4 separate regions of the Homo sapiens genome follow, and all the other regions are linked to region 3. Evidence: chromatin contacts called from ENCODE Hi-C or POLR2A ChIA-PET data. All regions are on one chromosome and are shown on one strand. The core of a region is the stretch at or near the end of the contact, and the rest is flanking DNA. Distances in the headings are between cores, read along the strand shown. Region 1 holds the start of NORAD (non-coding RNA activated by DNA damage). Region 2 overlaps UQCC1 (ubiquinol-cytochrome c reductase complex assembly factor 1). Region 3 holds the start of SPAG4 (sperm associated antigen 4). Region 4 holds the start of PROCR (protein C receptor).

What was found. A loop is a pair of places that touch in the nucleus more often than their neighbours do. ChIA-PET counts read pairs that join two places held with the same protein, here RNA polymerase II (POLR2A). Pooled maps may share reads with other maps.
Region 1: a map with no recorded cell type shows a loop between it and region 3 (12-fold over the local background). The contact joins the promoter of NORAD here to the promoter of SPAG4 in region 3. A Hi-C loop is called at or near these places in 6 of 37 single-sample maps with no recorded cell type and 14 of 50 pooled maps. POLR2A ChIA-PET finds 5 or more read pairs at or near these places in 3 of 52 experiments (Panc1, T-cell and activated CD8-positive, alpha-beta memory T cell).
Region 2: a loop to region 3 is called in a map of mammary epithelial cell, with 7 times the contacts of the local background. The contact joins the enhancer-like site here to the promoter of SPAG4 in region 3. A Hi-C loop is called at or near these places in 1 of 168 maps with a recorded cell type or tissue (mammary epithelial cell) and 10 of 50 pooled maps. POLR2A ChIA-PET finds 5 or more read pairs at or near these places in 3 of 52 experiments (CD8-positive, alpha-beta T cell, activated T-cell and activated naive CD4-positive, alpha-beta T cell).
Region 4: a loop to region 3 is called in a map of endothelial cell of umbilical vein, with 6 times the contacts of the local background. The contact joins the promoter of PROCR here to the promoter of SPAG4 in region 3. A Hi-C loop is called at or near these places in 1 of 168 maps with a recorded cell type or tissue (endothelial cell of umbilical vein).

What each region holds. Positions count from the first base shown.
Region 1 is chr20:36,048,225-36,053,923 of GRCh38, forward strand. It overlaps NORAD (non-coding RNA activated by DNA damage), which reads right to left and starts at 2,736. Exons shown (of 1, transcript NR_027451.1): 1 at 1-2,736. RefSeq lists enhancers at 1,733-2,932, 2,413-2,984 and a silencer at 2,472-2,681.
Region 2 is chr20:35,299,493-35,305,976 of GRCh38, forward strand. UQCC1 (ubiquinol-cytochrome c reductase complex assembly factor 1) reads right to left here. Exons shown (of 10, transcript NM_018244.5): 10 at 3,086-4,577. The coding sequence ends at 4,443. Among named protein-coding and RNA genes, the nearest start is that of FAM83C, 10 kb to the left of the region's middle. RefSeq lists enhancers at 4,810-5,630, 5,922-6,484, 6,214-6,484. Within about 2 kb of position 3,424, at least 3 of the 41 ENCODE cell types and tissues checked have a DNase peak (open chromatin) inside an H3K27ac peak, as active enhancers do; they include mammary epithelial cell, where a contact is called at or near this core.
Region 3 is chr20:35,613,498-35,619,442 of GRCh38, forward strand. SPAG4 (sperm associated antigen 4) reads left to right here and starts at 2,332. Exons shown (of 12, transcript NM_003116.3): 1 at 2,332-2,810; 2 at 3,639-3,743; 3 at 4,023-4,089; 4 at 4,282-4,343; 5 at 4,590-4,633; 6 at 4,953-4,978; 7 at 5,115-5,223; 8 at 5,426-5,501; 9 at 5,698-5,813. The coding sequence starts at 2,507. RefSeq lists a silencer at 2,378-3,107 and enhancers at 3,538-3,807, 3,838-4,788, 4,018-4,067, 4,789-5,738, 5,846-5,945.
Region 4 is chr20:35,169,781-35,175,606 of GRCh38, forward strand. It overlaps PROCR (protein C receptor), which reads left to right and starts at 2,292. Exons shown (of 4, transcript NM_006404.5): 1 at 2,292-2,444; 2 at 4,922-5,173. The coding sequence starts at 2,375. All of the region lies in intron 4 of MMP24-AS1-EDEM2 (MMP24-AS1-EDEM2 readthrough), which reads right to left. RefSeq lists enhancers at 4,405-5,107, 5,810-5,826.

The DNA of each region.
Region 1 (5,699 bases), core at 1,486-3,985, 440 kb after region 3:
ACTCTACTTCTGTCATACATTGGCAACCTCTTTAATATCTAGAGACTAGATATTATAAAATCGGGACTAATTTGTCCGTTATATATACAATATATACAGTATAGCAAAGTTAAATGAAATGCATGTAACATATACACAATGGATTAAGCTGAAATTTTCTAATAAACAATGGCAAAACACCATTTGCAATTTCTTCCCTCCCACCTCCCAGGTGGTTCAACAATTCCACTTCCAAACAGCATTTCCCATCAGTTTTTAAAAGCTATTTACAAAGTGTTATTCTACTACCACTTTTAAATACATCAAGCACTTCCAAATATCTAGAAAGACTAGATATTTCATATAACTTGTCCACCACATACACAGCACTGTTAAATAAAATTGCACACACATAACAATGGTTATCATCTGAGGTATCTTCTAAATGTGGCCATTTTGGCCTTGAATCATTCCCTCCTCCCTTCCTTCTCTGCCTTCAATCCAGTGGACAAGTACAGGCACGTGTAATGCTTAGAGATGGTCAAACAAATTCCTATGCAAAAGTCTTTACAGAAGACAAGTTTTCCTACGAATTTCAACACAAAGTGTACAAAATATGCTAATTTTACTCCTTTGTCATACACTGGCAACCTCTTTAACATCTAGAGACTAGATGTTGAAAAATTAGGACTATTTGTCCATTATATATACTATATACAGAGCAAAACAAAATGCACAAAACATATAGAAAAATGGTGTCTGAAAATGTCCAAGTATGAACACACTAGTAATATTACCTTTTGCAATTTCTTCCCTCCTACCTCCTCTAAACTATTGAACAAGTATAGACATTACTATACTGTTCACAAAGGTGGCTTCACAATTCAATTTCCAAAAGCATTTCCTATGAATTTTAGCAAAAAGATATTTACAAAGTGGTATTTTACTACCTATACATTTAACATACATCGGGCACTTCTAAACATCTAGATAGACTAGATGTTTCAAGTAAGGAGTTAATTTGTCTACTATGTATACAGCAGTCTTGAATAAACTGCAAACATGTAACAACAGTTATAATTTGAAAGAGTCTTCCAAATGTGAACATTCTGGCCTAGAACCCTTCCCATCTCCATCAACCCAGAAGACATCAAATTTTCAGAAGACAATCTTTCCTAGGACTTGTAAAACAAAATGTACAAAATATATTAGTTTACTAACTCTACTTTTGTCATACACTGGCAACCTCTTTAACATCCAGAAAGACTAGATGTTGTCAATTAGGACTCGTCTGTCCTTTATGTACACTATATACACAGATAAGTAAAACAAAATGCACAGACATAATGATTCATCTTGCCTCGCTGTAAACAGGATGGCATAGAGCTCTCTGCACCTCCCCCTCCTCTCTCCTCCCCTGAACCACTGCACAAACACAATGAGTATTACTCAACAGGTGATTTGGCCATTCCCCCCCAAAAATATTTCCTATGAATTGTAACAAAAAGGTATTTACAAAATGTGATTTTGCTACCTCTAATTTTAACATATCAGGCACTTCAGAACATCTAAAAAGAAGAGACATTTCAAAAAAGCTTAGCATTGTCAACTATATACACAGTAGTGAGGAATAAAATGCACACAAAACAATGGATAGAATATGAAAATGTCTTCTAAATATGACCAGTCTAGCATAGAACCTTCTTCTCTTCCTTCTCAGGTCTTCCAGCTCCATGTCATCTAACCCACTTAACAAACGTGGACGTATCGCTTCCAGAGGCCGTCTTAACAACTCCATTTCCAAAAGTCATCTCCAGAAGACATGTATTTTCTATGATTTCTTTTAAACAAATGAGAATTTACAAGATGTGTAACTTTCTAACTCTATTTTATCATACGTCGGCAACCTCTTTCCATCTAGAAGGGCTAGATGTGACAAATGTTTTCTATTAAAAGGTTGGGGTGGAGTTGAGAGCAGCTTTTTCATATTATATACACAGGCCTTCCATAAACGGCCAGTAAATCTTCCCAGAGGGTGGTGGGCATTTCCAACGGGCCAAACGTGGCCTGTCATTCTACCATTTCTCTCTTCCGACAGCAAAGTCTGGTAGAATGAAGACCAACCGCCCGATGGCCGCTAACCGTTCCACCCGTCGTCGTTCGGGACTTCGCTCACCTTCCAGGCCCCTTAAGGCCTTTGTCCGTTGTCGTCAGGACTAGGTAGGTCTCGCCCAATGGCGACAGAGTGGTCACCCGGGAACCGGATCTGCGCGGCTCCGTGGCCTAAAGAGGCGGCCGAGCCTGCTTGCGTCCCTAGGCCGCCTTCCCGGGCCGTCCACGCCTTAATGGCCTCCGCCGCGCGGCGTTCGAGCTGCCGCCATACTTCCCGGCCCACCACGCCCAGCGCCGCCCAAAGGCGCTGCGTCCCGGCGGCTCTGCGGGGGTTTCGTCGAGGCTTGGGTCGGGAGACCCGGGTGCCGGCGGGGTCCGGGCTGGGAGACGCCACGGCCGCCATTAGTCACCGAGGTGGGGTGGGAAAGAGAGGTTCGCTGCGGCTTCAAGGTCTGGGCACAGCCAGTGGGCGGGCACAGCCAGTGGGCAGCCACAGCAGAGGCCTCCGTTATCTGCAGGGCAGAGGGCTCGGCCTGTCCCGGGGCCCCCCAGTTCACCCGCCGGCCCGGGGCCGGAGGGCCTGGAGGGCCCTGGAGGAGCGGGCTGCGTTCTGCGTCTCTCCGCGATCTCTGCCGGACCGGAACTGACTTGGCAGTTCTCTGCGCTGGCAAGAGAGGAGCGGTACCGGAAGTGCCCTTGCGCTGGGGGCCCGCGAGCCGTGGTTCCGGGTCTGCAATGTTCCGGCGTGGGGGTGGGGAATGGGGAATGGGGTGTGGTCACGTGGGGTTAGGGCCCCCTCCACCCCGCTTGCTCTTCGCAACGGAAATTGCTACTGGCCTCAGAATTCCCTGAGCAAACGTTGCTTCTCTATCTCCTTACTCCTCCGGTGCTGGATAAGAAGACTCCAATATTTCATTTATTGACTCATTTACCACCTGTTTACCGAGCACCTATGTGCCTCTAAGCACGGGGGAGTGCAGCAGTAAAGAAAAAAACACAGGAAAATTTCTGCTCTCCTAAAATTTACATTCTAGTAAGGGAAACAACAATAAACAAGATCCTTAAAATGCATAAAAGGGTAGATAGCGAAAGTGCTTTGGAAACATAAAAAGGAAAGAGGAATATGAAGTGCAGGTGCGGAATGCTTTATAGTACGGCCAGGTGACTCTGGAGCAGAGACCCGAAGGAGGCGAGGGGATGAGCCATGCTTGGAGATGTCTGTAGGGGAACAGCTTATGCACAGGCCACAAAGCCGAAGCATGTGGGCCAGGCCTGTTCCAGGAACAGCAAAGAGGCTGGGGAAGAGAGGAGAGAAATGGGACCATGGGAGGGAGTTGAACTGCAGTGCGGGAGAGCTGAAGTGGAGGCAGGGGCAGAAGCAGGGAGACCTGATAACTGACTGTTGCAATCAAGCAGGTGAGCTATGATAGGGACTTATGCCAGGGCGACGACAGCAAAGGGGGCAAAAAGTGGTTGAATTCAGGGGTTGACATAAGCTCAAGTCTATAAGATTTGCTGACGGACCAGATGTGAAGTGGGAGAGCGAGAACTGAAAGATGACTCCACACTTTTTGGCCTGAGCAAATGAAAAGGCAGCCGCCTTAAGTGAGATGGAAGAAACCATGGGAGGAGCAAGCTTTGGGGAGAACACCAGGAGCTGAGTTTTAGGCATGTTAAGTTTGAGATGTCTGTTTGACATTCAAGTGGAAATGTCAAGCAGACAGATGGATTTATGAGTCTGGCATTCAGGGAAAGGTTTGAACTGGAGATGAATCTTTGGGAGTCGTCAGCATATAGATGTCTTTAAAACCTTGAGGCTGCATGAGAGAACCAAGAGAGGGACAAGGTCTGAGGTCTGATCCCTGGGTAACGTTTACAGGTCAGGGAATGAGAAGGAACCAGCAAAGGAGACTGAGAAGCGACCAGGGTGGTAGGAGAACAACCAGGAGAGTGTGGTGTCCTGGAAGTAAATGAGGAAAGTGTTTCAAGGGGAATTTATCAACAGTGTCAAATGCTGCTGATGTGTCAATTAAGATAAGGTTGGAAATGACACTTCCAGCTTTTAGAATTAATGCTGTGATGAACTTCCTCGTGAATTTTCACATTTTGTGTAGACTTCTGAATTCCTTTGGGTTTTTTTGTTTTTTGTTTTAGATGGAGTCTTGCGCTGTCACCTAGTCTAGAGTGCAGTGGCGCGATCTTGGCTCACTACAACCTCCACCTCCCAGGTTGAAGTGATTCTCCTACCTCAGCCTCACGAGTAGCTGGGATTATAGGCGCCCGCCACCGCGCCCAGCTAATTTTTGTATTTTTGAGTAGAGACGGGGGTTTCACCATGTTGGCCAGGCTGGTCTCGAACTTCTGACCTCGTGATCCACCTGCCTTGGCCTCCCAAAGTGCTGGGATTACAGGCGTGAGCCACCGCCCCCAGCCTCTGAGTTCCTTTGTTTGTATTTGTATTTTTATTTTTTTTTTTTGAGGCAGAGTCTTGCTCTGTTGCCCAGGCTGTAGTGAAATGGTGCGATCTTGACTCACTGCAACCTCCACCTCCTGGGTTCAAGTGATTCTCCTGCCTCAGCCTCCCAAGTAGCTGGGATTACAGGCACTCGCCACCAGGCCAGGCTAATTTTTTGTATTTTTAGTAGAGACGGGGTTTTACCCTGTTGGTCAGGCTGGTCTCGAACTTGTGACCTCAGGTGATCCACCCACCTTCGCCTCCCAAAGTGCTGGGATTACAGGTGTGAGCCACCGCACCTGGCCTGCATTTTTATTATTTTTAAAATTATTTATTTATTTATTTATGTTTGAGACAGGGTCTCGCTCTGTCATCCAGGCTGGAGTGCAGTGGTGCCATCTCGGCCCACTGCAACCTCCAACTCCTGAGTTCAAATGATTCTCCTGCTTCAGCCTCCCAAGTAGCTGGGACTACAAACGTGTGCCACCATGCCCAGCTAATTTTTGTATTTTTAGTATAGATGAGATTTCACTGTGTTGGCCAGGCTGGTTTCAAACTCCTGACCTCAGGTGATCCACCTGCCTCGGCTTCCCAAAGTGCTGGGAGTACAAGCATGAGCTACCACCACTGGCCCTGAGTTCCTTTGGATACAATTCTGGAAATGTAAAGAAAGATCAAAGGATTAAGACTCTTGATGCAGACTCAGACATGATTCCCAGGAGGAAAATCCTGCAGTCAGAAAGGCCTTGCTGGTGGAAGGTGGACAGGAGAGGTGGCGAGAAGTCCAGGGGCTCTAGTCCACAATGAGATGACAAGGCCCTGAGCCAGGAGAGTTGCACAGAAGTAGAAAACCGGTGAAGTGAGTGTTTCTAGCATTTCAAGAGAAGAAGCCAGTGGGCTGAATACCTGAGAGAAGAGGGAGGAGGGGAAGGAAGAGCCATGGATTATACAAGTTTCAAACACTAGCGCTAATGGGTAGTTTGGTAGTTGATACATTAGCCAAGACAAGGAGTAGGAGAGGCTCCTGGTCCCCTTTCTGAGCTTCCCACCGCCTAAGCAGCCAAACATGTGGGTATTCCTGGAACCTAAAGATGAGGATGATGAAAAACATGTATACATCCTGCTTTCTTTTTCTTTTTCTTTTATTATTTTT
Region 2 (6,484 bases), core at 2,174-4,673, 310 kb before region 3:
TCCCTTGAACCTGGGAGGCGGAGGCTGCAGTGAGCCGAGATCACACCACTGCACTCCAGCCTGGGCAACAGCAGCAAAACTTCATCTCGAAAAAGAAAAAGAAAAAGAAAAAACACAACACAGAGAGGATTCTTCTCCTCCAAAGAGGATCTTCTGCCAGACGTCACCATCTCTGGGCCCCAGTGAGTTCTGTGACTGCACTCTCTTCAGGCTCCACATTAGGCCTCAAGTCCTGATGAGTTTTTTCTCGGAAATGTCTCTGGGGTTTGAGCTTCCCTTTGAATTCCATCTGTCACCCCCGGCATCTCAAGCCCAGATGGCTAAACTCCCTTCCTGACAGAGCCAATCCATCCTGGTACCACTGTCTCTCCACTGCCATCATGCCCCAGTCTTTACCAAGAATGCGCACAGTGGCTTCCTGCTGCCTGGCAGCTGATGTGTGATCTGTGCTACCCCTACTCATGGTCCCACCTGATCTCTGCAACCCTTCCTTCCCTTAGCAGCTAACTCAACAGTTGCTGCAGTCTGAAGAGCTTCCTGTTCTGTGCCTTCAACTGGACAGCTAGTCCTCAATTCCCGTTTTCCTACCTCCTTAAGCCTCACTCTTCACAGCCTGAAGCGGTGGACTGGGTCAGAGCCACCATACAGGGTACATCTGGGCATTCCCCTCCTGGAATATGAGCTTAAGAATCCTCACCTGCAAGGCGGCGAGTGAGGTGACAAGTGAAAATACCAAGCAAGCCTGGCATGGAGGGAAAACTCAAAAGATGCTGGCTGAAGTGCGGCCTGGGCTTCAACCTCAGTTTAAGATTCACCCCGTCTTGTCGTACAGCATTGCTATTTCTCATCGGAAGAAATAGCGATGATTTCTTTTTTCAAATTTTTAGGTAAAACATCAATCTTAGGGGTACTGTTCAGTGTTTCTCATTTGAAAACCTCTATAATACAGTCTTCTCTGAAGAGTAAGGAAGACATATGTTTCTTCTGATGAGTAAGTGTACTTCCTTTTATGTGACAATGGGAACTCTACAACCTTAGGGCTTTCCATTTTCCACCTTTGACCAGGAAGCTCAGAGCAAGGTCTCATACTCAATTGCAAATCTCCTGGCTGACCTGGGGGAGGGAGGCAGGGTGACATGGGGACAAAGCAGGGTCCCCAGGGTCTGTCGTGGGCTGGAGCACTCTTGGCCCCTTCTTATCCTCGATCACTCTTTCTCTAGGCCCCTCTAAGCTTCAGTCCCCTCACTTGTGTTAAAGGGATAATAAAAATGATGAGGGCAATACCTGTTTTACCTGATTGTTGTGAGACAATGCATTTACAGTATTTTATAAAATTTTAAAAAAGTCATATGAAAGTTGCTCATTAGCAGTCCAGGTTTTCCAACATAATTATTTTCCCTCTTTTTCCCTCCCAATACCTGGATCTGATCTTTCAAACTTTAAGGATTTTTTTTTTTTTGAGACAGGGTCTCACTCTGTTGCCCAGGCTGGAGTGTGGTGGCATGATCTCAGCTCACTGCAACCCCCACCTCCTGGGCTCAGGTGATCCTCCTACCTCAGTCTCCTGAGTAGCTGGGACTACAGGCTCATGTCACCACACCCAGCTAACTTTTTGTAGAGACAGGGTCTCACTGTATTGCCCAGGCTGGTCTTGAACTCCTGGACTCAACCAATCCGCCCACTTCGGCCTCCCAAAGTGTTAGGATTACAGGCATGAGCCACTGCACCCAGCCTACAATTTTATTACAAACTGTGTCTCTTAATCTGCTGTGATCTTTTCTGGAAGAATACAGAATACAAATATTAATAAATGACAAAATCATTCCTACAGAGCAGTCTCCCTGAAGGCAAGAAATTGTGTCCTTCACTTGTTTTGTACAATAATGAGTTACACTAGAAAAGCATTTAGCTATGGAAAGAACTTTCCATTTTGGTTCCTATGCTAAGACCAAAGGGAGTGCTCAATATTAAGTCGCTAAAATAAGTGAAACTGTATGGGTCACACTGAGAATGGTCCAGAAGGGGGCTTTTTGGTTGGGGTTGTATTGATAACACTTGGTGATTTAGTCACACATTCATTCTTTCATTTATCCAAGTATACACTGATGCTGATCATGAATCAGGCATTTGGCTGAGCACTGGAAAAACAACAGTGACCAACACAAACACAGTGTCCACTCCACGCTGAGGCAGCTCACAGTACAGTGTAGGAGGTGGGTAAAAAAATCATTTTAACATGGTAAGGTAAGTGTTACCAGGGCTAGGTGTGGAGGCTTATGCCTATAATCCTAGCACTTTGGGAGGGCAAGGTGGGAGGATCAACATAGTGAGAAACTGTCTCTACATAAATAAAAAGGTAAGTGCTCCAGAGCAGAGAACCACGTGGGGAGCAGCACGGATATCGTGACTGTACCTGGAGGGGACAGGAGAGGGAGGGACAAAGGTTCTAGGTAGAGGACACATAGCATGATCTCTCCAGGTAACCCCAAGAGGTTCAGTGTGCTCAGAGAAGAGATGGGTAGACTCATAAAAACAGGAATGGAGGCAGTGGCCAAACCAAGAATAAGGGTAGCCTCCAAGGAACCTGGAATAGATCTTAAGGGGAGGGGGATTGGCAGAGTCAGGGAAAGGTGCTGATGGCCAAGAAGTGAGGGCTCACCAACATCAGACACGATAGATCCAATCTGGCTCCTTCAAAGGCAGCTCCATACTGCAAGTTGCTGTGTTGCACGACGACAAACTCCTGAGCAGACAGGACTAGCTCTGTAGGCAGGGACCATCAGATGCTGGAGGGACTCACCCAGGGCCTGCATGAACACTGGCTGACTGGGATGCTAAGAAGGGGAGTCAGGTTCTGGACCAGGGCTGGACCAAATGACCTTTCAAGTTCCTTCCAAATCTGAGCTTCCAGGATTCTAAAGCAAGCCCGGTAGCTGAACTGGTGCCATGAGCTGGGATCTGTGGCTGGGGAGCTACCCTGGGCAGCAAATGGGTTAAAGCTCAAATAACTTTTATATATGAATTAATGTGTAGAGTTGGGAGCCAAAATCTGTTCCATTAATTTTTCCATCCATTCCAGGAGCAGTTAGGTACACACAGTAAAGTTTATTTTGGTGCATGGTATACTTCACTCCATTAAAAATAAATTAATCAGCAAATTCCTGCCTGGCTCAGCTCTGGTTTATGTAAATAGTGCCCAGCTGTAATGAGTTACAAGGTGTTATTATCTCACACACACACAGGAGGCTTCACTCTAGAGCTCCGCTCGCAACAAAAGCATCTTAAATAAACTGAGAGAAGCGGTTTGATTTGTAATGTTTTCACAGAAGTGGGATATACCTCACCCATATAGAGTTTCTTTATATGACTCATTTTATAGCAAGTTAAATGAAGGAAGTTTGATGGGGGAGGGAGGGGCAATATGGTTCCCCACCCCCTTTCTTCACTTTAAGAAAATCCCCCAAGAGATGACCCGCACTGAGGGAGGAGGGGCTGGTCCTCAGGTGCTCAGACCAAGGTGGCTCTGCAGCACGTGCTTCAGAAGTTGGGAAGGGGGACCAAAGCTGGGCACAGGTCTGGGTCTGCTACAACTAAGCCAGGAGGAATGTTCTCTTCTCCCCAGTATCTCATGAAAGGGGAGGCCAAGACAGGAGACAGCATGTTCCTCATTCAGTTCACTGGGAGTGACAAAGGTGACTTTGTTCTCAAGGCCTCCTTCCAAATGACTTAGGATGTGAAAGCCCTTGGTCATCAGAGGCCTCCTGGGTCCCAGACGACAGGCCTGGCTGGCTGTATCTTGGCCTGAACAGAGACACATCTCCATGAACTAGAGGCAAGAGCAGCAGAGACCATCCCAGCCTCTTCCCTTTCTCCGTCTCTAACTGAGCTGCGCGGTGCCCTCATTACTGCGTCCACCATCTCAGGCAAGTTTCTAAGTCCCTGGAATAAAGAAGGGCCATGGCAGAGAGAAGTCTCTGTTTCTTTTAATGGCCAACTCAACCCCATGGCTGAAAGCCGAGGGACAACGCGTGGTCACCGACCGGACTCGGCAGCATTACAATCTGCTCCTAGGCCACAGCAGGCCCTGGGGGGTTTCCCTTTTGAACCTACACCATCCCTTCCTTGGCCTTTGGGAAAAGCTATCAGTCACATGTAGTTGCTGGAGGGGGTTGGGGAGTGTGTGCTGGGGGACTCTCACTCGGGGCTTCCCCTAAGGGAGAGGACACCCCGGGAGAGCTAGGGGTTCTCCCAGCCCTGTACCCCAGCAGATCAGACTCCTGGGCACACTAAGAGGAAACTCAACACAAATGGGGCCAGGTATTTGACAGATGCTGTTCAGAGGTCAGTTCAGGCCACTTTCTGCAGGGTCCTGGACCAACAGGCACTTCTCTCCTGGAGGTTCCTCGAAGCCAGCTGGCGGGCCGTGCGGAGGGCCCAGCCCATCAAAGTCCCTCGTCGTTGTAAGTCGGAGAATGGGGCTTCAGGATGCTCTGAGGATTCTTCTCCACTAGAGGGCGCCAGCTCACCTCCCCTGTCAGAAGCAGATCCTCCCCGTTCATGGAGTCCAGGTACTGTATCTGCAACCAGGGGAGGGGGAAGGAGGAAGCGACAGAGGCAGGGCAGAGGTGAGGAGCCAGCGTCAGGAACCAGCCTCCCAGAGGAGAGGAAGGAAGGGGACGGGGCATGAGGGGGGCTTCTGACCATCCCAGGTCCCAGACCAAGCCGTCCCAGGCCAAGCCGTCTCTGATCTCCTAGATAATTTCACTAAGGTGGTTCAGAGAAAGCAGTCACTGGGGAGCTGGGTGGCGGGGGCAGTTAGGGAATTCCCTATCACACCTCTGAATGGAGACAGACACACACCTCCCAAGGACACGTCTCCCCTACACGCCCTCCCTAGACAGCTCCTGCAGGCCAGGAAGTCAGGGCTTGCAGCGCACACAGCCATGCTGTCCACCCCAGCACTGCTGGGTGAGAGTCCTGATTCTGTCCCTTCCCAGTGCTGCTACCCAGGGTGGCAGCTTCCCCTCTCTGAGATTTAAGTTCCCTTGTCTTGAGAGAGGGGATAGAAACAGGTACCTCACAGGACACATGAAGAGATTCAACAATATGCATATATGCAGTGCTAGGCACTCACGCTTTAAACATATGTATGCCTCTGTTGTCCTCTAGTGGGCCCCTGGTCAGTGGGCCCCAGTATCACCTCTCTAGGACAGTAGGGGCAGACAGCTCTGCCATTAAAATGGTCATCATCCAGAGAAGCCACTGCTGCAGGGCCAGGAGACTTCATCTTAGGCTTTAGGTCATTCCCCCTTCCAAGAATCCACCACTCTGGTTGCTTCCGCTTCCAGCTGCTGACGCTTGAACTCAACCCCAGCCTCTCGCACGTGTCTTGGCTCTGGATTCCCACCTGCCCTGCCATCTCTTCCCTAAAGCCCACTCCTCCCTTACAGTGACTCCATTTCTGCCCCCAGTGCCACCCCTCTGCCCACCTCCTGGGTTGAAAATCTCAACAGAACCTCTGGTTGGCTCTTGGGCCATCGGCCACACCAAACAGTCTGCTCAAGGCCCAGCTCCTGCTCTTCCTTTCCCGGCCTTCAGCACTCTGCCCTCCCTGTATCACATAACAGGCTGGCTTACTCCAGGGTTAGCCGTGTGCCTGGGCTTCCTCACCAAACCATGAGCTGGCTCCTCGAGGGCAGGACTGGGTCTTATTAATCGTTGCTTTCCCAAGAGTACATGGAGCAGCAGGTGCTCAAAAGGTTTGCTGATAGAACTGGGTCCCCACCAAAGCTCCCTGCTTTCCCAAGAACCCCTTCACGGTTTTTCCACTGCCTCTCACTGGGGCCACATGGGACCTCTTGTAGGGACAATGGTTGTGGCAGCCCCTTCCTAGAGGGCCCTCGGAGAAGTCCCAGTGTGTCTTGTTGGGGCTTCTGGCACAAGCCCACCATGGCAGATGGAAATGTTGGGCAGGTCTCTCAGAAAACACAGCATTTGCTTTGCGAATTGCTACTCCCGTCTGAGGGTGAGTCCAGTCAACAGAGTATCAGAATTCTCTGTGAGTGGGGCCCTCTGGCCATGCCGTGCCCTCTCCCTGGCTCTAGCAGATTTGAAGAGTGGTCAAACAGAAGTCCTGGCTCCTGGGATTCTCTACCCTGTGGGTCTGCAGAGCCCCAGTATGTGGTTTTTCCAGCAGTTAACAAGCTAGTCCTATGGGCCCTGTCTTCTCAAGAGCTGAAGTCCAGCCTTGCCTTTCCTGGTTGTTGAAGACCATGAATACAAGTGAACAAGAGAGTAACTGTGGCGTGACACCCCTTCAGCTCCAGGGGCCAGGCCATGAAGCAAAGGTGTGACTCATGGCACAGCCTGAGCTGTCTGAGGCAGCTGAGGCCTCAGTGGTCACATGAATCACACAGCTTGGGGCCCTAGGGCAGCTGTGCAGGCTGACTCACTGGGAGGCCCTGGAAGAGCCTCTATGTCCTCT
Region 3 (5,945 bases), core at 1,082-3,581:
CAGGATCACAAATGTGGTTGTTAAAAATGCACACTCCAGCCGGGCACAGTGGCTCATACCTGTAATCCCAGCACTTTGGGAGGCCGAGGTGGGCGAATCACCTGAGGTCCCGAGTTCGAGACCACCCTAGCCAACATAGTGCAATCCCGTCTCTACTAAAAATACAAAAAAAAAAAAAGTTAGCCAGGTGTGGTGGCACATGCCTGTAATCCCAGCTATTTTGGAGGCTGAGGCGGGATAATTGCTTGAACCCAGGAGGCAGAGGTTGCAGTGAGCCGAGATCGTACCATTGTATTCCAGCCTGGCCACAGAGCAAGACTCTGCCTAAAAAATAAACAAAAACAAAACAAAAGCACATTCCTGGGCCAACTCAGAAATTCTGCAGTATCTGCAGTAGAATCACAAGGTGTGCCTGGGAAGCTGAATTTCTATAAGCTGCACTGATATTCTGTTACATAGCAAGAGTTTGGGGACCTCTAGTCTTCTGGCTGTGACCATCTGATTCCTCATTCTTTCCTCCATGGCTCAGGTGTGCAGCCTGAGTGTGGGTATGACGATTGGTGGGTGCTGAATTCTCAACCCACAGACCCCTGGGAAAAATGGGTCTGGAGGAGGGACCCACAGATCCTGAATGAGCTCTCTGACCTGATGTCTAGGATGAGAGGAGGGGGCTGAAGGGCTTGCAGAGCAAAGGGGACTAAGTATTTAGAAGTGCCCTGAGTGATGCCCTGCTCCTTCTTAACATTCATTATTTGCAAATATTTGAGCACCTACTACATGCTAGGCTTATCTAGGTGCTGGAGGATACAGTAGTGAATGAAAATCTGTGCCCTGATTAAGTTTATGTTCTAGTGGGCATGGCAGGCAATAAGGAAATAAATAAATGGGCCAGGCATGGTGGCTCACATCTGTAATCCCAGCACTTTGGGAGGCAGAAGTGGGTGGATCACTCAAGCTCAGGAGTTGAAGACCAGCCTGGGCAACATAGCGAGACCCCATCTCTACAAAAAATACAAAAATTAGCTGGGTGTGGTGGCGCAAGCCTGTAGTCCCAGCTACTCGGGAGGCTGAGGCGGGAGGATTGCTTGAGGCCGGGAGATGGAGGTTGCAGTGAGCTGAGATCATGCCACTGCACTCCAGCCTGGGCAACAGAGCGAGACTCCATCTCAAAGAAAGAGAGAAATGAAATATATAGCATGTTAGTGACACGTGCTGAGGAGAAAAACAAAACAGGGAAGGGGGATAGAAACTGGTATTTGCTAAGTGCAATTTTAGATGGGGTTTTCTAGGAAGTGCTGTGACGTCATCACTTGCTTTAAAAGAGGCCAGGCGCAGTAGCTGACTCCTGTAATCCCAGCACTTTGGGAGCCCCAGGCAGGCGGATAACCTGAGGTCAGGAGTTCACGACCAGCCTGGCCAACATGGTAAAACCCCGTCTCTACAAAAATACAAAAATTAGCCAGGCATGATGGCGGGTGTCTGTAATCCCAACTACTCGGGAGGCTGAGGCAGGAGAATCGCTTGAACCCGGGAGGCGGAGGTTGCACTGAGCCGAGATTGCACTACTGCCCTCCAGCCTGGGCGACACAGCAGGACTCTGTCTCAAAAAATAAAAATAAAATAAAAATAAAAATGCTGGGCGCAGTGGCTCATGCCTGTAATCCCAGCACTTTAGGAGGCCGGGGCGGGTGGATCACCTGAGATCGGGAGTTCAAGACCAGCCTGACTAACATGGAGAAACCCCGTCTCTACTAAAAATACAAAATTAGCCAGGCATGGTGGTGCATGTCTGTAATCCCAGCCACTCAGGAGGCTGAGGCGGGAGAATCGCTTGAACCCGGGAGGCGGAGGTTGCAGTGGACCAAGATCGCGCCATTGCACTCCAGCCTGGGCAACAGAATGAGACTCCATCTCAAAAAAAAAAAAAAAAGAAAGAAAGAAAGAAAGAAAGAAAGAAAGAAAGAAAGAAAGAAAGAAAGAAAGAAAGAAAGAAAAAAACTGTTATAGACTGAGTGCCATTTTAGATGGGGTTTTCTGGGAAGTGCTGTGACATCATCGCTTGCTGTAAAAGAGGCCGGGCGCGGTGGCTGACGCCTGTACTCCCAGCGCTTTGGGAGGCCGAGGCGGGAGGATCGCTTGAGCCTAGGAGTTCGAAGTTACAATGAGCTATGATCAGGCCACTGCACTCCAGCCTGGGCAATGAGAAAGACCCTGTCTCTTAAACAACAACAAAGTCAGAAGGAGAGGCTGCCATGGCTACGGCTCCAGGTGACGTCACGGCCAGCTCCGTGACGCGCGGCCAGGGCAGCCCGCGGAGACCGAGGCTCCTCTGTGACGTCAGCAGCCGGCCGGGACACAGCGGGAGGGCAGGTGCGGCCGCGGGGCCTGCCGACTTCACGCAGGGTCCGTGGGGTCCCCGCGGCGCGCAGCGGCTGAAGGAGGCCCCAGGGCCTTGGCGACCGCAGCGGCGGCTTTAGCGTCAGTGACTAGGCAGCAGGGGGTCAGGATGCGGCGAAGCTCCCGCCCGGGCTCGGCCTCGTCCTCGCGCAAGCACACGCCCAACTTTTTCAGCGAGAACAGCTCAATGAGCATCACCTCGGAGGACAGCAAAGGGCTCCGGTCAGCGGAGCCCGGGCCTGGGGAGCCCGAGGGCAGAAGAGCCCGGGGCCCGAGCTGCGGTGAGCCCGCCTTGAGCGCGGGAGTGCCCGGAGGAACCACATGGGCAGGAAGCTCTCAGCAGAAGCCAGCGCCTCGGAGCCACAACTGGCAGACAGCCTGTGGCGCGGCAACCGTGAGGGGCGGGGCCTCGGGTGCGGGCGGGGTCGACCCCGGGTGAGCCAGTGGAGGGGGCGGGGCCTAAAGGGCGGTGCTGGGCGGGGACGGGGCTAAGATGATATCTGGGCACCTCCTACAAGGTGGGTCCTGTAGGGTAAAGGGATGGTGCTAAATGAGATCCCTTAAGGGGCGGAGCCTCGGTGTCCTGGACGGTTATGGGAAGGGGCGGGGAAAATCTTGTGGTTGGGTGCCACTGAGGGGGCGCGGCCTCAATGTTAGCGTGAGTGGCTCCCAGGACAATTGGGTTCCACCAAGATCTAAGGCTGGGGGCGGGTCATCCGTTTGGGGGAGGGACCAACTCTTTTTTTTTTTTTTTTGCAACGGAGTTTCGCTCCTGTTGCCCATGCCATGCAATGGCATGATCTCGGCTCACCGCAACCTCCGCCTCCCGGGTTCAAACGATTCTCCCGCCTCAGCCTCCCGAGTAGCTGGGATTACAGGCGTGCGCCACCATGCCCGGCCAATTTTTGTGTTTTTAGTAGAGACGGGGTTTCTCCGTGTTAATCAGGCTGGCCTCGAACTCCCGACCTCAGGTGATCCGCCCGCCTCGGCCTCCCAAATCGCTGGGATTACAGGCGTGAGCCACCGCGCCCGGCCAGGAGACCAACTCTTGACGGAGCCTCCCTGAGGGGCGGGGCTTCAGAGGGCGGAGCTGGAGCCGGGATAGGGCTGCGGTGGGACCAAAGCCTGTGAGAGACTTCCCAGCTGTCTGGCTTGTGGACTGAGCAATCTGCGGCCCGGTCTCGAGGGGAAAATAGGTCTGTGGTCCGCAAGGCCCCAGTGGAGCCCTTGGGTTCCCGCAGAACCGACTGGGTCTCCAGTAGTCTCTGAGGAGCCGCTCGACCTTCTCCCGACCCTGGATCTGAGGCAGGAGATGCCTCCCCCGCGGGTGTTCAAGAGCTTTCTGAGTACGGGCCAGGCCAGCTGCGATCCCCTCTGACCCTCGGGTTCCCCTCTCCGAACTCCAGTTCTCTCTGAGCCCCCGGCCCCCGTTTGAGTATCGAGCCCCTCTCCGAGCCTCAACTCATTCCTAGCCCCCATCCAATTATCCTAGCCGACCCTCTCTTCCTGAGCCCCAGGCCCACCCCCGGCCCCTCCCAAGCCCCTTCTGAACCCGGACACCACGCAGGCTGAGCCCCGCCTCTCCCTGCCGTGGGCCCCTCTCTGACCCTCTGTCCTGGCCTCAGGCCTGCTCTTCCAGGGGCTGAGCGTGTTGTTATCCCTGGCAGGAGACGTGCTGGTCAGCATGTACAGGTCAGAGGAAGGGACGCTGGCGCCCCAGGAACAGCTCTTTGGAGGGGGTGGGGAGCAGGGCCGGAACCTTGCTGGCGCTTGAGCCGATTCAGATCTGATTGAGTCATGTTGGCAAGAGCTGGGTCTAGGACCCTGGGGTGGGGACTGGAGGGTTGAGCAGGTCGGGGCCTCAGCCTCCCTCCGGTTCCCCAGGGAGGTCTGTTCCATCCGCTTCCTGTTCACGGCTGTGTCGCTGCTGAGCCTCTTTCTGTCAGGTGAGGGGCAGTGAATTCCCTGGAGCCCCTGCCCTGGGTGCTTTGGAGGCAAACCCAGCACATTTTCTCCTACATCCTCGGTCCTGCAGCTCCTGGCATTCCCCTGCAGAACCCCCTAATTCCCCCTCAGACTCCCACGGTCCTCCCCAGGCTTAACCCCCTCAAGCCTCTTTCCACTGTCCCCCTATGCCGGGGAAACCCATTCTCTTCCTTTTCCTTCTGAGACCCCTCCCTCTCTTTCTCCAGCATTCTGGCTGGGGCTTCTGTACCTGGTCTCTCCTTTGGAGAATGTGAGTTGGGGAGACTGTCTTGGGGTAGGGGGTTGGCAGGTTGTGAACCCGGAGATTGTGGGGGTCCCCTGGACTGTCGGTCTGCTGGGGTGGGGGTAGTGCCAGAGGCTACAATCCTTAAGAAAGGGCTGGATATAAACAGACTTATGAGGGATTGTGCTTGAGGGTCTCTTGGGGGCTCTGATACTGGGAGGTCAAGGAGGAGTCGAGGAAAGGGGACACAGTCTTCAAAAAGGAAGCCCTGGCCGTTTCCAGGCTGAGGTAGGAGCAAGGACGACGGGAGCTGAGCGGCTCTGTGTTTTGTCCCTTCATCCAACAGGAACCTAAGGAGATGCTGACTCTAAGGTGAAAGAGGGCACCTAGGGTGGGAAATTGGGGGGCTCAAAGTTGCTTCTTTGAGAACCTTGAAGGCGTGGGGGCCTTTGGGAGGTGTCCAGGGGGACAGGGAGCCAACCCCACGGCGCCCACCTCCCACCTCCAGTGAGTACCACGAGCGCGTGCGCTCCCAGGGGCAGCAGCTGCAGCAGCTCCAGGCCGAGCTGGATAAACTCCACAAGGAGGTGTCCACTGTTCGGGCAGCCAACAGCGAGGTGAGCCCCGGCCCACCTTGGAAACCCCTGATGGATCCCTGCTCCCAGGGTCCTGAGACTTAAGCTCCGCCCAGAGCCCTGCGGGATTTCTCCCGGTGCCCACGAAGTCCATCCCAAAGCAACCAGCTCCCAGAGGTCCCGTCCACCTGTAAAAGCAGCCCGCAAGCCTCGCCCCTCCAGGCCTCGCCCTCCCTCCTTGCAGAGAGTGGCCAAGCTCGTGTTCCAGAGGCTGAATGAGGATTTTGTGCGGAAGCCCGACTATGCTTTGAGCTCTGTGGGTAAGACCCGGAGACACTGGAAGACAGAGACGCAGACAGGAAAGAGGCCAAGACACTGACACAGACAGACCCATGCACCTGACCGGCCGAAGACAGAGCCTCGGACAGCCCCCACCCGCCCCCAGCCCCCGCGCCCCCGCGCCCCGACTCCCGGCAAGGCCTGGGAGCCTCTGAGGGTTACTTCTCACTGTTCCAGGAGCCTCCATCGACCTGCAGAAGACATCCCACGATTACGCAGACAGGAACACTGCCTACTTCTGGAATCGCTTCAGCTTCTGGAACTACGCACGGCCGCCCACGGTTATCCTGGAGGTGAGTCTGGAAACATCCCGGGATGGGACCCCGGGCGGGACGCTGGGAAAAGCACCAAAACCCCGCCCTACAGGCGGAGCTTGGCTGAGCCGAGGGCGTGGAGGATGGCGTTTAACTCAAGGAGAGACCTGG
Region 4 (5,826 bases), core at 1,042-3,541, 440 kb before region 3:
TTGAAATGTAATCCTTTAAGCATGAAATAACTCTTCAAAAATGAAATATTTCAGGCTGTGCACAGTGGCTCAGGCTTGTAATCCCAGCATGTTGGGAGGCTGAAGTGGGCGGATCACCTGAGGTCAGGAGTTTGAGACCAACCTGGCCAACATGGTGAAATCCCATCTCTACTAAAAATACAAAAATTAGCCAGGTGTGGTGGCAGGTGACTGTAATCCCAGCTACTTGGGAGGCTGAGGCAGGAGAATCGCTTGAATCTGGGAGGTGGAGGTTGCAGTGAGCCGAGATCACGCCACTGCATTACAGCAAGACTCCATCTCAAAAAAAAGAAAAAAAAAAAGAAAAAAGAAATGTTTCATAATTTTTAATAAAAGGCAAGACAATATAAATTGGTAGTTATTTAAGTCATTCTACTTTTCCTGAGGCCCAGTGCAGGAAAACAAAGTTCCTATCCTTGTTCCAACTAGACCATTTTGATAAGCTGCAAAAAGAAAAGACTTTGATGCTATTTCTTAGCCAGTTTGCAACAGCTGAGAGGTGAGCATGGAAGCTCTTGCATATATTCAGTTCAGAGAATGGGTGCTTAGTTTATGTCCAGAGTTTGTCCCAGATTTCACTATGACGTCAGCTCTCCGGGGAGAAGTATATAAAATAAAAAGTTAAAATCCCTCTCAGTCCTTTACCCAATCCTATTCCCCAGAGGTAATCTCTATTGACAGTACCCCTCCAGATATTTTCCCTATGTATATACAAATACACAGATACACACTGAAAGTTAATTTTGGCCAGGTGCAGTGGCTCCTGCCTATACCAGAGGATTGCTTGAGTGCAGGAGTTCAAGACCAGCCTGGGCAACATAGCGAGACCACATCTCTAGTAAAAATAAAAAAAAATAGCTAGGCGTGGTGGCACAGTGGCACGTACCTTTAGTCTCAGCTACTCGGGTGGTTGAGGTGGGAGAATCACTTGAGCCCGGGAGGTCAAGCCTACAATTAGCTGTGATTGCTTCACTGCACTATAGCCTGGGCAACAGAGCTAGACCCTGTCTCAAAAAAATAATAATAAATTTTATATATATATATGAGGATGAAATTACATATGTATTATTTGAACAGAAGTGAAATCTTTTCTTTTTTTTTTTCAGACAGAATCTTGCCGCATGACCCAGGCTAGAATGCAGTGGTGTGATCTCGGCCCTCTGCAACCTCCACCTCCCAGGTTCAAGCGATTCTCATGCCTCGGTCTCCCAAGTAGCTGGGATTACAGGCATGCACCACCATGCCCAGCTAATTTTTGTATTTTTCGTAGAGACGTTCGCCATATTGGCCAGGCTGGTCTCAAACTCCTGGCCTCAAGTGATCTGCCCACCTCGGCCTCCCAAAGTGCCAGCAGCATGCTCGGAGGAGTGACTTTAAAGCTTTTCTACTTGCTTCCTAGAGTAAGGGACGCATTTTACACTGCTATCCAAAACTCATCATAGAAACATACACACACAAAACCAAAGCACACATATACAACTGAGCAAATATTTCATGACATAACACTTTCTCTTACTAAGGGTGACGCGCTGAAATTTTGTATTCTGTCCTATTTCATTTTTTAAAAATGGTAACCATGACCTGCTAAATTGATTTCATTGTCCACTAATAAATTATGACCTCAGTTTCAAAAAGATTGCTTTAGGTAACCAATCATCTTCTGAGATTTATACAGATTGCTCATAATTCTCTCCTATTTTTTAAAAACATGCTGCAGTGAACTGCTTTACACTCATTTTATGACTACTTCTGAGACCAAGATCCCGGATTATGTAATTGTTATTTACTTAAAATTCTGGTAAAATGTAGCCATTATACTGGAAAACTAAATTTTAATCTTGGATCTGTCACCACCATGATATATAAACTTTGGGCAAGTCCCTGCACCTCTCTGGACCTCAATCTCCCCATCAGCAACCTGCTGATCCTACTCCCAGGAGTGTGCTCTAAGTTGAAAGTAGATGCCCCACCCCCTGAGTCAGCGCCGGCAGGACTTCTCACCAAGCCCTTCTCCCCCTTTTCCGCTCCCTGTTCCTGGTTCCTAGGAAGCAGCCCAAGGAGAAGGGAAAAGGCAGGTCTGGGCAGGAGGGAGCAATGAAGGGCGGGGCAGAGGGAGGGCAGGAGGGAGGCCGGCCCCCTAGTAGGAAATGAGACACAGTAGAAATAACACTTTATAAGCCTCTTCCTCCTCCCATCTCCTGGCCTCCTTCCATCCTCCTCTGCCCAGACTCCGCCCCTCCCAGACGGTCCTCACTTCTCTTTTCCCTAGACTGCAGCCAGCGGAGCCCGCAGCCGGCCCGAGCCAGGAACCCAGGTCCGGAGCCTCAACTTCAGGATGTTGACAACATTGCTGCCGATACTGCTGCTGTCTGGCTGGGCCTTTTGTAGCCAAGACGCCTCAGATGGTGAGTCGGGGGCACATCTCCTGCCTCAGGATGGTTCTGGAGAATCTCAGTCTATCTGGGCACATGGCAAGACCACAGGAGAGCTTATCTCACAGCATCTGTGTCTGCAGCTGGCTAGATCTCTCTACAGGGCAGGCAGAGTCTTGGGGACTGGTTCGTGTCCCAAAGCCAAGGTGAGTTAGTACATTTAAGCCCCTGAAAAGGGGGAGATGAAAGAGGCTAGGGGAAACAGGATGACTGGAAACATGAGAAAGAAACCAGCAGAGAGGGTAGGAGAATCAGCCCCAGGGAGAGGGGAGAAAGGGGAACTGAGGGTGATGGTAGATAGGGGTACATCTAGGGGAGACGGGAAGAGGCTCAGAAGAGAAGAGAAATGGAGGGAATGGGAAGACCCTGGGAAAACTGATGGAAGAAGTGGGGGAAGAGTGGGGCAGAGAGAGGTTAGGGGAGGCTAGGGAAAATGGAAGGAGACTGGTCGCAGCTGGTGGAACTGGGGAGAAAGAGATGCTGTGCCTAATAGAACTTATGGGCGATCAGGCTACTGAAGTGGCCCTGTTTAAGCAGAAAAGGGAGTTATTACCCTCCATTATAATTGCACAGGGGCCTCCTTTCCCCTCTCTCACAATCCCCGTAACTTCAGTCTCCCCCTCAGAGAGGCAGCAAATAATAACCAGTATTCAATGAGTGCTCACTATGGTTAATACATGTATTGACCCATTTAACTTGCACAAACCCCTAAAGGTGGGTAATATTATTACTATCTCCATTTTATGAGGAGGAAACTGGGTCACAGAGTAGTTAAGGACCATGTCTAGGGTTATCCATAAATATACTTATTCACATCTGCAGATACAAAGCACAACTTCTCAAATGCAAACACAGACAGGACCCACTCACACACACAGATTTACAACCCCGGACTCATCCAAATGTGCTCTGGGCATCAACTCTGTGCCAGCCTCTTTTCTGGGTGTAGGAAGCAGAGATTACCAAGCATGGTTCCATAGCCTAGAGGAGTCCAGTGTGGCCTGTGTGTGTTTGGAGACAGCCAGGTAGTATCCCGTGAGATACACACTAATATATGGTGGTCTGGGATCACTGAAACAGACACACTGTGTCTCGTGGGGCATCAGAAAAAAATTTCCAAGAAGAGGGCAACTGAGCTGGGTCTTTTTTTCTTTGCTTTTCTTTCTTTTTTCTTTTTTTTTTTTTTTTTTTTTTTTGAGATGGAGTCTTGTGCTGTCACCCAGGCTGGAATGCAGTGGCACAATTTCAGCTAACTGTAACCTCCAACTCCCAGGTTCAGGCGATTCTCCTGCCTCAGCCTCCTGAGTAGCTGGGACTACAGGCATGTACCACCACGCCTGGCTAATATTTGTATTTTTAGTACAGATGGGGTTTCGCCATGTTGGCCAGGCTGGTCTTGAATCCCTGACCTCAAGTGATCCGCCCGCCTCGGCCTCCCAAAGTACTGGGATTACAGGCATGAGCCACCGCGCCCAGTCTCTGAGCTGGGTCTTAAATCATGAATAAACTTCGCCAGGCAGAAAAAGGGAGGCAGAGCAATCCTGACATGCTATTCATGTGTCAGCCAAAGGCAGCATGAGGAATCCCAACTAGTTTGATATATAAGCAGCGGGAAGCGGCCAGAAAAGGCAGCAGGGGCCAGGTCTCTAGCAGCCTTGAATGCCAGGCTAAAGACTCTGGACTTGATCCTGTGGGGAGGCAGTGTAGCAGAATGGCTGAGTGCTGGACTTGACTGCCTACGTGCAAACCTTGGCTCTGCTACACTATCTCTGTCTCAGTTTCCCATGTAGACTGGGGTTAATAATAGTAGCTATTGCATTAAGCCACTGGGGAAAGGCACAAAGATAATAATGTATGTAAAGCCCATTGCCCAGGTTATAATAAGCACTGAATCGACATTGGCTATGATTATTTTTGATTAATGAAGGGGAGGGGGTTATGGCACTGGAAGATTTTAAGTAGGAAAAGGACATGATCTCATCCCTGGGTCAGGTGGAGGTCGGAATAGAGAACGGGGAGATGAAGTAGAAAGTTACTACCCCAGTCTAGATGAGACGGATGAATCCTGAATCAGGGCAGTGGAAGAGGAGATGGAGAACAGGCGATGGAATTGGAATTTTATTCAGGTCAGGATTTGTTAACCATTTGTTCCGTTGGTTAACAGGAAACGGGGGGAGGGAGAGCCGAGGGTGAAAAAGGAGGCAGAAAGGAGTGTCTCTTCCACTGCAGGCCTCAGTTTCCTCATCTGTAAAACGGAGATAATAATCCCTGTCCTGTCCTCCTGGCAGAGTTACTGTCAGCGTCAAACGGGAGAAGCGGTGGGAGGGCACATTATAGTTTATGAAGGGTCGAGAAGGCGGGCGGCCAGCCTCGAGGTAGGGGGTTATTATCTTCCGCTGCCCGCCGCCCCCTCCCACGCCGGCCCAGGCTGAAGCTGACTCTGCCCGCAGGCCTCCAAAGACTTCATATGCTCCAGATCTCCTACTTCCGCGACCCCTATCACGTGTGGTACCAGGGCAACGCGTCGCTGGGGGGACACCTAACGCACGTGCTGGAAGGCCCAGACACCAACACCACGATCATTCAGCTGCAGCCCTTGCAGGAGCCCGAGAGCTGGGCGCGCACGCAGAGTGGCCTGCAGTCCTACCTGCTCCAGTTCCACGGCCTCGTGCGCCTGGTGCACCAGGAGCGGACCTTGGCCTGTGAGTAGGCGCGCAGCGGGGGCGGGGTCTGGGCGGGGCTAGTGGGGGCGGGGCCTGGCGGGTGGGGGCGGGGCCTGGCGGATGGAGGCGGGCTGGGACTTGCAGGGACCCGGCAGCCACTGGAGCTCGGTGGCGCCTGGGCCTTTGAAGATTGCTGGGTGGGGGCTGGAGAGAGGCAGTTGTCCCCGCTAAGAAAGCCCCGACTCGGGCGGTCGTCCTGCTGGCATAACCTCTTGGGATAGACCCTGTTGGAAGGCCCTGACACCGTGACGTCGAAGGTCCCCAGAAAACTCCTCACCCCTCGCCTCACAGTCCTCCAACTCCTTTTCTTCATAGATCTCCGTCCTTCCCTTCCCACAGCCCCCAGCACTTCACCCCCCACCCTCCAGCCACTTCTCATACAAGCTGATGACTTCGCTCTTAGCTCCACTCATGACCCGAACTCTTCCCCCAAAGACCCCAAGTTCTTCTCTCAAAGCCCCACTCCTTCCCCGTCACAACCCTAACTCCTTCTTCTCAAAGACCCCAATTTCTTTTCTCAAAGCACCAAGCACCACTCCGTCCCCCTTCCCCCACCATCATGGCCTTTAACTCCTTTCTCTCCTAGTCCCCCACCCCACCCCCCTTTTTTTTTTTTTTTTTTTTTTTTGAGA